Linked DNA regions of Homo sapiens: region 2 is linked to region 1. Evidence: read pairs that join two places in POLR2A ChIA-PET (ENCODE). Cell type or tissue: Panc1. All regions are shown on one strand.

The links. ChIA-PET counts read pairs that join two places held together with the same protein. Peaks named below come from ENCODE experiments on the same cell type or tissue, not always from the same donor. Only the 100,000 strongest peaks of a DNase experiment are listed, where the experiment ranks them.
Region 2: POLR2A ChIA-PET joins it to region 1 with 6 read pairs; 2 of 35 experiments call an interaction of 5 or more read pairs at or near these places.

The regions. Positions count from the first base shown.
Region 1 is chr3:11,449,891-11,454,890 of GRCh38, reverse strand. The region is part of intron 20 of ATG7 (autophagy related 7); the gene reads right to left. Among named protein-coding and RNA genes, the nearest start is that of ATG7, 180 kb to the right of the region's middle. In Panc1, no CTCF peak of the experiment used is centred here; no DNase peak of the experiment used is centred here; H3K27ac peaks cover 1,116 bases.
Region 2 is chr3:11,823,903-11,828,902 of GRCh38, reverse strand. All of the region lies in intron 4 of TAMM41 (TAM41 mitochondrial translocator assembly and maintenance homolog), which reads left to right. Among named protein-coding and RNA genes, the nearest start is that of TAMM41, 20 kb to the left of the region's middle. In Panc1, no CTCF peak of the experiment used is centred here; no DNase peak of the experiment used is centred here.

The DNA of each region.
Region 1 (5,000 bases):
ATCCTATAGACCTTTCTGTAATGATGGAAGTGTTCTATATCTGTATCATCCAATATGGTAGCCATTAACCTCATTAGCATTTGATGAACATCTGTTTAACTCAATGAGAATCTATTCAGTAAACACACACTGAGCTTCCTTCTACCTGCCAGGCATTCTGCTAGATGTTAGGTAGATTGAAACGCTGCCCCTGAACAAGTCAGAACTTGTGGTTGCAAGGGACAGAAATCTCAACCTTTATTTACTCAAGCTAAAAGGGAAATGTGGCCTCATATGCCCAGAAAGACCGGGATAATGGTACCTTCAGGGAAGCCTGGTTCTGGGCTTAGAGAACAATACCATGACCATCCTCTTGCTCTCTCAGCCCAGCCAGGCTCAGCTCTCTTCCATGTGTGGTCTCCATACTCAAACTGGCTCTCCACTCACAATCACTAGAAGGCTGCCCCAGCCCAGACTCATGCCGTCAAATTCCAAATTCTAATCGCAGCCTCTTAGCCAAAGTTTCATCATACCTCATTGGTTAAGATTGGGTCATGTGCCCATTTCTGACCCAAGCATTTTGGCCAGGGAAACACGATGTGCTGATTGCCTGGGGTCCCAACTACCTTGCCCCAACCATGGGCCAAGGGCGGAGTCAACTCCACCAGAAAAACATGGGATGAGAGTGAGACCCTGGGCTTCTCTGGGTAAAAATCAAGGTACCCATTAGAGTACATTTTCCTAGGCAGAAAAACCAGCAGATACCCAGTCTAGTTTCTATCTTAAAGAGCTCAGTGTCTCTCTAGGGAAGCCTTAATTAAAATGCTGGTCAGACCTGCTAGCCAGACAGAAGAAAAGACTATCTAAAAAGAAAAGCTCAGTTTAGCAAGATTGAGGTTTGAAGTGGCAGTCACATTTATTTACACGGAATTTCCTCTGATGTCTGCTTTTTCCTAGATAATTCTCATAAAACCCTTGTGAGGAAAGGTAACAACTACGGTATCCAGAAACCTTTAAGATGGAGCAGTCAGCTGACCAGGGCACACTGTTGGTGGCTTTCCATGCCTGCTTCAGGCTCCAGATGTCCCCCCCACCCCTTGCACTCCCCCATCACTGAGGGTTTGCTCAGGCCTTAGAAGTCCTACATGTGTGGATGCAGGCAGACGCAGGATGGCCCACCCAGGGAAGGGACACACAATTGCCAATTCACACAATGCAATGTGAATTGTCTGTTTTCATAAGGGCTACTCCAAGAGAGATTATTTGTGGGAAGGATGACTCATAAGAGAGCTAAATGATGTCGCCCCACATAGAAGACAAAGAGCTTGGAACATCACTGAGATGAGAAAAATTAGCCAAAACAGCTGCAGCACTTTAGGGTCTTTTAAATAGCTTCCTCCCGCCTACTTCTCCACCCTTTTCTAGCTGTTCTCTCTCACTCGTTACATCCTGACGAAGGGTGTGCTATTGTTGGCTTGCAGGGACAGCCACGGCGGGAAATAATCTTCTTAGCAAGCATATCCTTTTATCCCTCTGAGTTTTCTAGTATTATCTTTCATGAAGATGGCTCTGGATTACCCTGAGAATTACTCTGAAACTACTTGGCTTGCTTCTAGGTGGAAAAAAAGTTACTAAAGCTTGGGGACAGGCCTTTCCACACTTTCAGGACATTCAGTGCTCAGACCACATGGCAAGGCCCACGCCCCCCGTCTGTTCTCCACCTGGGGAACCCAGAGAACTCTCAGCCCCCTCAACATTGAACTGGACATTCCCTCTTTTTACTGTACAATCTTCCAATTTGGGTGTGCCTCTCTAAAGGCGTGGTGGACAGAGCTGTAGATTCTCCAGGCTTGGTAAGAAAGGAAGGACTGTCTGCTTCCAATACCCTTTCCGGGTTTTAACAGATTGCTCAGGTCAGCAGTAATTGGGCCCAATGGACTGCTACTGTGCTCGCTACAGCCCACGGAATCGTGCACTTCCAGCAGATAGGAACTGGCACACAATAGGTGCTTAGTGAACACTGGTGAAATGTGAAATATTGCTGGTAACATGGAGGTGTTACTTTGTGTTTAAAAAAATACTAAAAAGAATAGGTCTTAACACTAATATCTGCAATAATTATCTCCTATCAAGAAAAGTGCCATCCCTTCTACTTTACTCTCTAACCCTCAGTTCCCCAATCCTAACCAGTCTTCAAGCCTGTGGTGACTCAACTTTAAAAATGGCCTTCATTATGGATCTCAGGCCTGGGTGAATAAACCATGTTAACTGGTTTTCCATTCCTCCAGGGCTAAGAACTCCTTGGTCTTTTCCCTACCACGCTGTTTGCTGAAGTGCCTAGAGGACCTTTTTATGGGTTTTACTTTCTTGTTCATTTTTAAAGTAACAGCTTTATTGAGATATAATTCACGTAGCATGAATTCACCAATTTAACAGTTCAATGGCTTTTAATATGTTCACAGCTGTGTAAACCATCACCACTATCTAATTCCAGAACATTTCCTTTTTTTTTTTTTTTTTTTTTTTTGAGACAGGTTCTCGCTCTGTCGCCCAGACTGGGGTGTAGTGGCGTGATCATGGCTCACTGCAACCTCCACCTCCTGGGTTCAAGTGATTCTCCTGCCTCAGCCTCCCAAGTAGCTGGGATTACAGGCATGTGCCACCATGCCCAGCTAGTTTTTGTATTTTTAGTACAGACAGGGTTTCACTGTGTTGGCCAGGCTGGTCTTGAATGCCTGACCTCAGGGTAATCTGCCTGCCTCAGCCTCTCAAAGTACTGGGATTACAGATGTGAGGCACCACACCTGGCTCCAGAACATTCTCATTATCCCAAAAAGAAGCCCAGTACCCATTAGTAGTCTCTCCCTATTTCCCTCCCACAACCCCCCAACCCCCCAAGTCCCTGGTGACCATGAATCTGTTTTTATGTTTCTATGGATTGTCTATTCTGAACACTTCACAAAAATAGAATCTCATTTAAGAGATATGTATATGTGTGTGTGTGTGTGTCTGTGTGTGTGTGTGTCTGTGTGTGTGTGTGTATGTAAAGGCGTATATATATATAGAGAGAGAGATAGAGAGAGACAGGGCAGCCTGGGGTTTTTTTAATTTGTTTTTTTTTTTTTTGAGACTATAAACATATATATACACGTAATATTTTCTATGGTTGCCAATTCTTATGCTAGATGTTAGCATTACAAATTCGTATAAAATCTGTGTCCGCCTTCATAGTCCAACAACAAACGTTTGCTGAGTGTAGAACTCCCAGGAGTTCTCTCATGGACACAACAGCCACACTCACCCTCACATTAGCTGGCAGAGGCCCTTTATACCAGTGATACGCTTGGGCCAAGGGCCCCTGGGTTGAAAATCATTAGGTAGACACCATCCAGTGCCCTGTCTCATGTGCTGAACAGGGCTAGTAATGCCGACTTTCACTTTGGGAGGCCAAGTCGGGTGGATCACTTGAGGCCAGGAGGTCAGGACCAGCTAGCCAACATGGTAAAACCCTGTCTCTACTAAAAATACAAAAATTAGCTGGGCATGGTGGCATATGCCTATAGTGCCAGCTACTCAGGAGGCTGAGGCATGAGAATCACTTGTACCCAGGAGGCCGAGGTTTCAGTGAGCCAAGATCATGCCACTACACTCCAGCCTGGGTGACAGAGTGATATAGATCTCAAAAAAAAAAAAAAAAAAGTGTCAACCTTTACTTCTATTTTATCAAGTTCTTGTTCCAGCCTGTCCTTTTCAAAAGATACCCTCCTTGGTAAAGATTCCAAAGTTTTGGGTTTTCTTTAAATGTATGCATCCAATGTCTTTTTCATTTCATTAAGGTCAAATAAATATTTGTCCTGGGTTTCCAATAAGGTATTTGAGATTTTCCTGTGCCATAATGACTGTATTTGGTACAGGCAAGGCAATATACTAAGGTCTCTCTACAGATCTTGAAAATCAGATCAGCCTTGGAGGATGAAATTAGTAACAACTAATACACCCTGGAGGACACCAGCCCTTTGGAAGGCATTCATTGGAAGAGACTAGAAAAGCAGTTGAGGTTGGGAGTTTCTCATTTCAGGCAAAGTGACAAGGGAGTGGTATCAGAAAATACGATCTTAACTAAGAAAGCTAGAACCTATATCACTCTAGAAGACTGTTCACAAACGGTAGCAGGGCCCATGTGCAGCTTGGAAAGAGGAAGCTTAATGTGCAAAAATTTAATATCCCTGCAACTCTCTGGAAATTGGCAAGATGGTCCCTCAGAAGAGCAGATCTGTGTGGTGAGTGAGATATCACAGCTCCATGAGGTGAACACCAAACCTTCCAATCATCAGTTGTCTCCCATGTACTTATGGAGAATGGTAGACAAAACTCACTGAACTGCTTCATTTGTACATTGATCTCTTGTGACCTTGCTTTGTGGGAGTTAGTCCCAGAGAATCTTTATAAACTGGCAAGATTTTCTGACCTAAAGAGGTAGGATCTGTGGAAAATGATGACCTACCAAAGTACAAATCTAGAGAACTGAGGTTTGGAGAACATGAAAACCATGGTCAAACACGTGAAGGCCTGCCACTGGGAAGAGGAATTCAACTAGCAATACACAGGCCCAACTAATATGTAAGAAAGACACTACAAAGTAGTAGTTAAGAACACAGGCTCTGGAGCCAAACGACTTGGCTCTAACACTTACTGGCTCCATGACCTTGAACACTTAGGTTCCATGTGCCTTAATTTCTCCATCTGTTAAATAAAGTGATTGTGAAGATTTAATGAGATAATCCAAATAAATGCTTAGTACAATGTATGGAACACAGCAAGTTCTCAAGAGACTAGCCATTACATCATTATTATCCAAAGAAGAAACAGACCACCCTGTAAGATTTGGAAGGGAGCTCCCCCAGGACTCCTCCCACCCCCTGCCAGGGGTACAGAGAGACTAGTTTATTGAGGGCCAAACACAAAACTTGATGCTGTTGAATTTACTTCAACTCCAGGGCTTCCCTGCCCCTTAAACTCTT
Region 2 (5,000 bases), 370 kb before region 1:
AGTATGAGTCAAAGAACTTTATGCTCAGAACATTGGAAAAGCAGTTTACTTAGCCTCCAAATCCCAGTACAGACAGGTAAGATTTCATGGAAATTTAATGCTGTAAGAGACCTTAGAGGTTTTGTTCTTCCATCTTCCCAAAATTCATCTACCATGACTACGGCTGTATTTGCAACACTGTAGAGAAAGGCGTTGAAGCAACCTTGGTCTCTGGGTGCTTCCAGCTTCACCTGGCAGCCTCCCTGCCTTCCAACAAAAGACATAGGGGCAAAGAGTGGCGTGGCCCTGTGCTGGAATGAGCAGGTCACATGCACACTGTGTGAGCAAAGGAAGTCACTTTATTAGAGTGATTACCTTTCCATACTCCCCTGTGAAAAATGATGGAACGGAAGCCTTTTATGAAAGCTGACTTGGTGGGAGAAGATGCAGGACTGATCTCTACTCTGCCCCTACCACTACCAGTCCTCCATTTCTTCCCTTCTAGTCAACATCTTCGTAGCATTGGATGGATTCTGGGAGTTCCTTCTAAATTCTGAATATTACTAAGGAAATTTACCAAATGACATAGCTGCTTTCACCTCTTTGAAGACTTTTAATTTAGCCTTCAAGCTGCTACCAAGTTTAGCTGATTTTTGCTGGAACAAGAAGAGAGTAATGAAGGTAGAAAATGACATAGGCTCTGTAGGTAGATCTCTTTCATAGGTATGAGACCTACCCCAGGCAAAGTGTTGAAAGGCACATTTTCCTCCTGACTTTTGTAGGCTTCTGAGAACCCAGTGTTGTAGAATTGATTGGTTTCTATCCCTTGGCAAACCACCCAAATCTCCGAAGCCCTGAGAATATGCCAAAATTCATATTGTCTACTAATCTCATTTTTATTTATAACTTTGCATTGTCCATCTTTTTCCAGTTGTGAGATTATATATGGTCCCTAATCTGTGAAGTTCAGTATTTTTCCTGGGAGTGGGCAGGAGAAGGAACAGAAAAACCATGTCTGTCCATGTTGTTGGACAAGTTCCTGCCAGTAATTACTTAGGCAGAGGCGAGATTGGTATTATTTGTAGCAATAACAATCCTTTACATTTTATATAGTATTTTAGGATTACTTTGACTGCCCTGAGGTCAGTATTATTATAAATTATGGGTGAGAAGAGAGTAGGTGGAGGATGAGAGGCTGCAAACTGGGAAGGAGAAAGCTTTATCTTTTTTTATTTTTTATTTTTATTATTTTTCCTCCACCCCCCTCCTTTTTTTTTTTTTTTTTTTCCTCTTTTCTGTTTTAAGACAGCTTTCTAACCCAGCCAGCTGTGGTGGCCCTGTAATCCCAGCAATTTGAGAGGCCAAGGCAGGCAGATCACTTGAGGTCAGGAGTTCAAGACCAGCCTGGCCAACATGGCAAAACTCCATCTCTACTAAAATACAAAAATTAGTCAGGCGTGGTGGTGCATGCCTGTAATCCCAGCTACTTGCGAGGTTGAGGCAGGAGAATCACTTGAACCGGCGAGGTGGAGGTTGCAGTGAGCCAAGATCATGCCAGTGCACTCCAGCCTGGATGACACAGTGAGACTGTCTTGTGTCTCAAAAAAAAAAAAAGAAAAGAAAAGAAAGAAAGAAAGCTTTCTAACTCTAGTTTTTCTTAGAAGTCAGCATTTAAATGAACAGGAAAGGAGCACCAAATGCATTTTAAAGAGTCACCTTGAACTTTGTTATGTCAGTACAACTATTAAAATGACTAATTTTAGGCAATGGTCCTTGGTTTAATATTTATCAAGCAAATTAGCATTCCATACCCTGAAGAACTGCAGATGGAATTTCTGCTCTAAGGAGCTTCACATTAATAACATGCAGTCACAGTGAGTCAGTGGTAGACTTGAAAAACAACACGTGTGAAAAAGGCAAGAAGGATGTGAAAGAACATGATGTGTTTAGGAGGAAAGCAGTAGACTGATGTGACTGAAGTCTGTGGCTTAATGGCAGGGAAAATAGCCTTTATTATTGGGTGCCAAGGACTACTCTCAATACTTTAAATTTGGTAACTAGTTTAATCCTCACATTAACCTTTTGATTTGGGTGCTGTATCATTGCCCCATTTTACAGATGAGAAAACTGAGGCCCAGAATGGTTCCCTGTCTAAGGTCACTCATCTGGTACATGGTGGACTAGTTTGAATACCAGCTTTCTAAAGGTATCTTGAACCTTTCTTTTTTGTTTTATTTGTTTTTCATTATTTTATTTCCTGAAACACAAGCTTGAACCTTTCTGAGCCCCCAGTTTTCTTATTTGTAAAACAAATAACTATCTCACAAAGAAATTATCAATGAGATAATACGTATAATAGCTTCCAACATCTTTTTTTTTTTTTTTTTTTTTTTGAGAGACAAGGTCTCACTCTGTCGCCCAAGCTAGAGTGCAGTGGTGAGATCATAGCTCACTGCAGCCTCGACCTCCCGGGCCCAAGCAACCCTCCCACCTCAGACTCCCAAGTAGCTGGGACCACAGGCACACGCCACCACGGCTGGCTAATTTCGTTTGTGTAGCGACAGGGGCTCGCTGTGTGCTTCTGCTGGTCTCGAATTCCTGAGCTCAAACGATCCTCCCGCCTCGGCCTCCCCGAGTGCTGGGATTATAGGTGTGGGCCACTGCGCCTGGCTGCCTCCAGCATCTTATCTCATTAATAGTCAGTGTTCAGAAAATGATTGCTGTTATTATTATTTTTATGTATTATTGTTGGTCAGATGGGTTTTCCTCAGGTTGAGAAACTGTTATTTGCTCAATCATCCAGTGATTGATGGACACTTATATTAGCTCCATTTCTCACTGTTTTATTAGCAACACTGCTGTGAATCACTTTGTACAGATTACTTTCGTTGGGAAAGGGGCAAAGGAGGCACTGACTTCCTTGGATGTGTTCTCCAAAGTGGAATTATGTTGTCAGCTATAAAAATTATAAAACTTGTTACATATTGACAAACAATGCCTGTCAAAATTTGCAGGGTGCTGTGGCTCACACCTGTAATCCCAACTTCCAGGCTGCAGTGAACTATGATCACACCACTGCACTCCAGCCTGGGCAACAGAGCCAGACCCTGTTTCTTAAATTAAAAAAAAAAAAAATTAGCTGAGTACTTAGATCAGATGGATTGAAACATGACAGCCCCATTTCATCTGGCCGGTTAAGGTCCTCATGGAATGAAAAACACTTTCGGGCACTCTCCTATGAGAGAGAGAATGGGTTTCTTTAATTGCCAGATTGTCTGAACACAGCCTCAGCTACTTCTAGGAATAAGACGAAGCAGTGAGGAAGTTGCCAGTTGAGTGATTCTTGGGGAAAAAAATTAGCATTCAGTGCCAGCTCTCTAAAGTGTGGATTCTGGATTCTGGTAGAAGCCAGTAAAGAAACGTTTTCTCTGGAGTGGAAGCTAGTAAGATTTATTCTGTGGTGATGAAGCCATCTGAAACCTTACAAGCAGTGTGGTTGTATCAGCATATGGGAGCTGACTGCCTCAGGACTTTGGAAGCCTGCTTCTCTGTGCCTCAGCCGGAACTCAGGTTACTCAGTAGTCATTTGCTAATTTCTGAGAACGCAGCACTCCTGAAGGGATAGAAAGCATGAACAATACCCAAACTTTTTAGACTAGTACTGTGTGTCAGGTATTGTAACATTCATTCAGTCCCTGAAATGTACAAACTAGTTATTGCTCCCCTTTTTCATTTGAGGATACTGATGCCCAGATAAGTTAAGTGGCTTGCCCTGGGTCACATAGCTTGTAAATGCCGAGCTAGCATTTGAACCCAGGCAGTCTTCTTCCTGGAATGCTTGCTCTTAACACTTCACTGTTCTATGAAAGGTCTTTGGTGGTGGGCGTCACTCCTGGTTCACACTTAGGTCACTCCTTCCCCAGGACCCACTGGGTCACACCTCCCCTCCCCACACCCACCCCAGTGGGCCTCAGTTCTGGCTTATCATGGAGGCCTTCCCTGACTGCTACTGCAACTCCACCACTCCCTATGTCTTTCCCTGTTTGTGTTTTCCCCATAGCACTTTCCACAGTCGGCTACACTGTATCTTATTGTTGGTTGGCTGGCTGATCTTTGGTCTTTGTTCCACCACTGAGGATGTGGAGGGAAGGAATTGTTGTCTTGTTTTGCTCCTTCTGTTTGGATGCTTCCAATAGTATGTGACATGTACTAGGTGCTCAGTAAATATTTGATGAGTGGATTATACTGCTTCCTTCCTGAACCAATATAGTGAACCTGAGTCCTCCCTATTACTTCCTACTTTTGTATTTTCTAATGTATACAAAAGGAAGGCCAGGCATGGTGGCTTACGCCTGTAATCCCAGCACTTTGGGAGGTGGAGGCGGATGGATCACTCAAGGTCAGGAGTTCGAGACCAACCTGGCCAACATGATGAAACCCCATCTCTACTAAAAATACAGAAATTAGCCGGGCGGGCGAAGGTTGCAGTGAGCTGAGATGGTGCCACTGCACTCCAGCCTGACAACAGAGCGAGACTTTGTCACAAAAAAAAAAAAAAAAAAAAAATTAGCCAGGCATGGTGGCACACACCTGTAGTCCCAGCTACTAGGGAGGCTGAGGCAGGAGAATAGCTTGAACCCAGGAAGCAGAGGTTGCAGTGAGCTGAGATCATGCCACTGCACTCTAGCCTGGGTGACAGAGTGAGACTCTGTCTAAAAAAAAAATATTTACAAATCATGCATCTGATAAGGGACTAGTATCCAGAATATATAAAGAATTTTTAAAATACAATGGATAGGCCGGGCGCAGTGGCTCACGCCTGTAATCCCAACACTTTGGGAGGCCAAGGCTGGTAGATCACTTGAGGTCAGGGGTTCCAGACCAGTCTGGCCAACATGGTGAAACCCTGTCTCTATTGAAAATACAAAAAATTAGTTGGATGTGGTGGTGTGCACCTGTAATCCCAGTTACTTGGGAAGCTGAGGCAGGAGACTAGCTTGACCCCAGGATTCGGAGGTTGC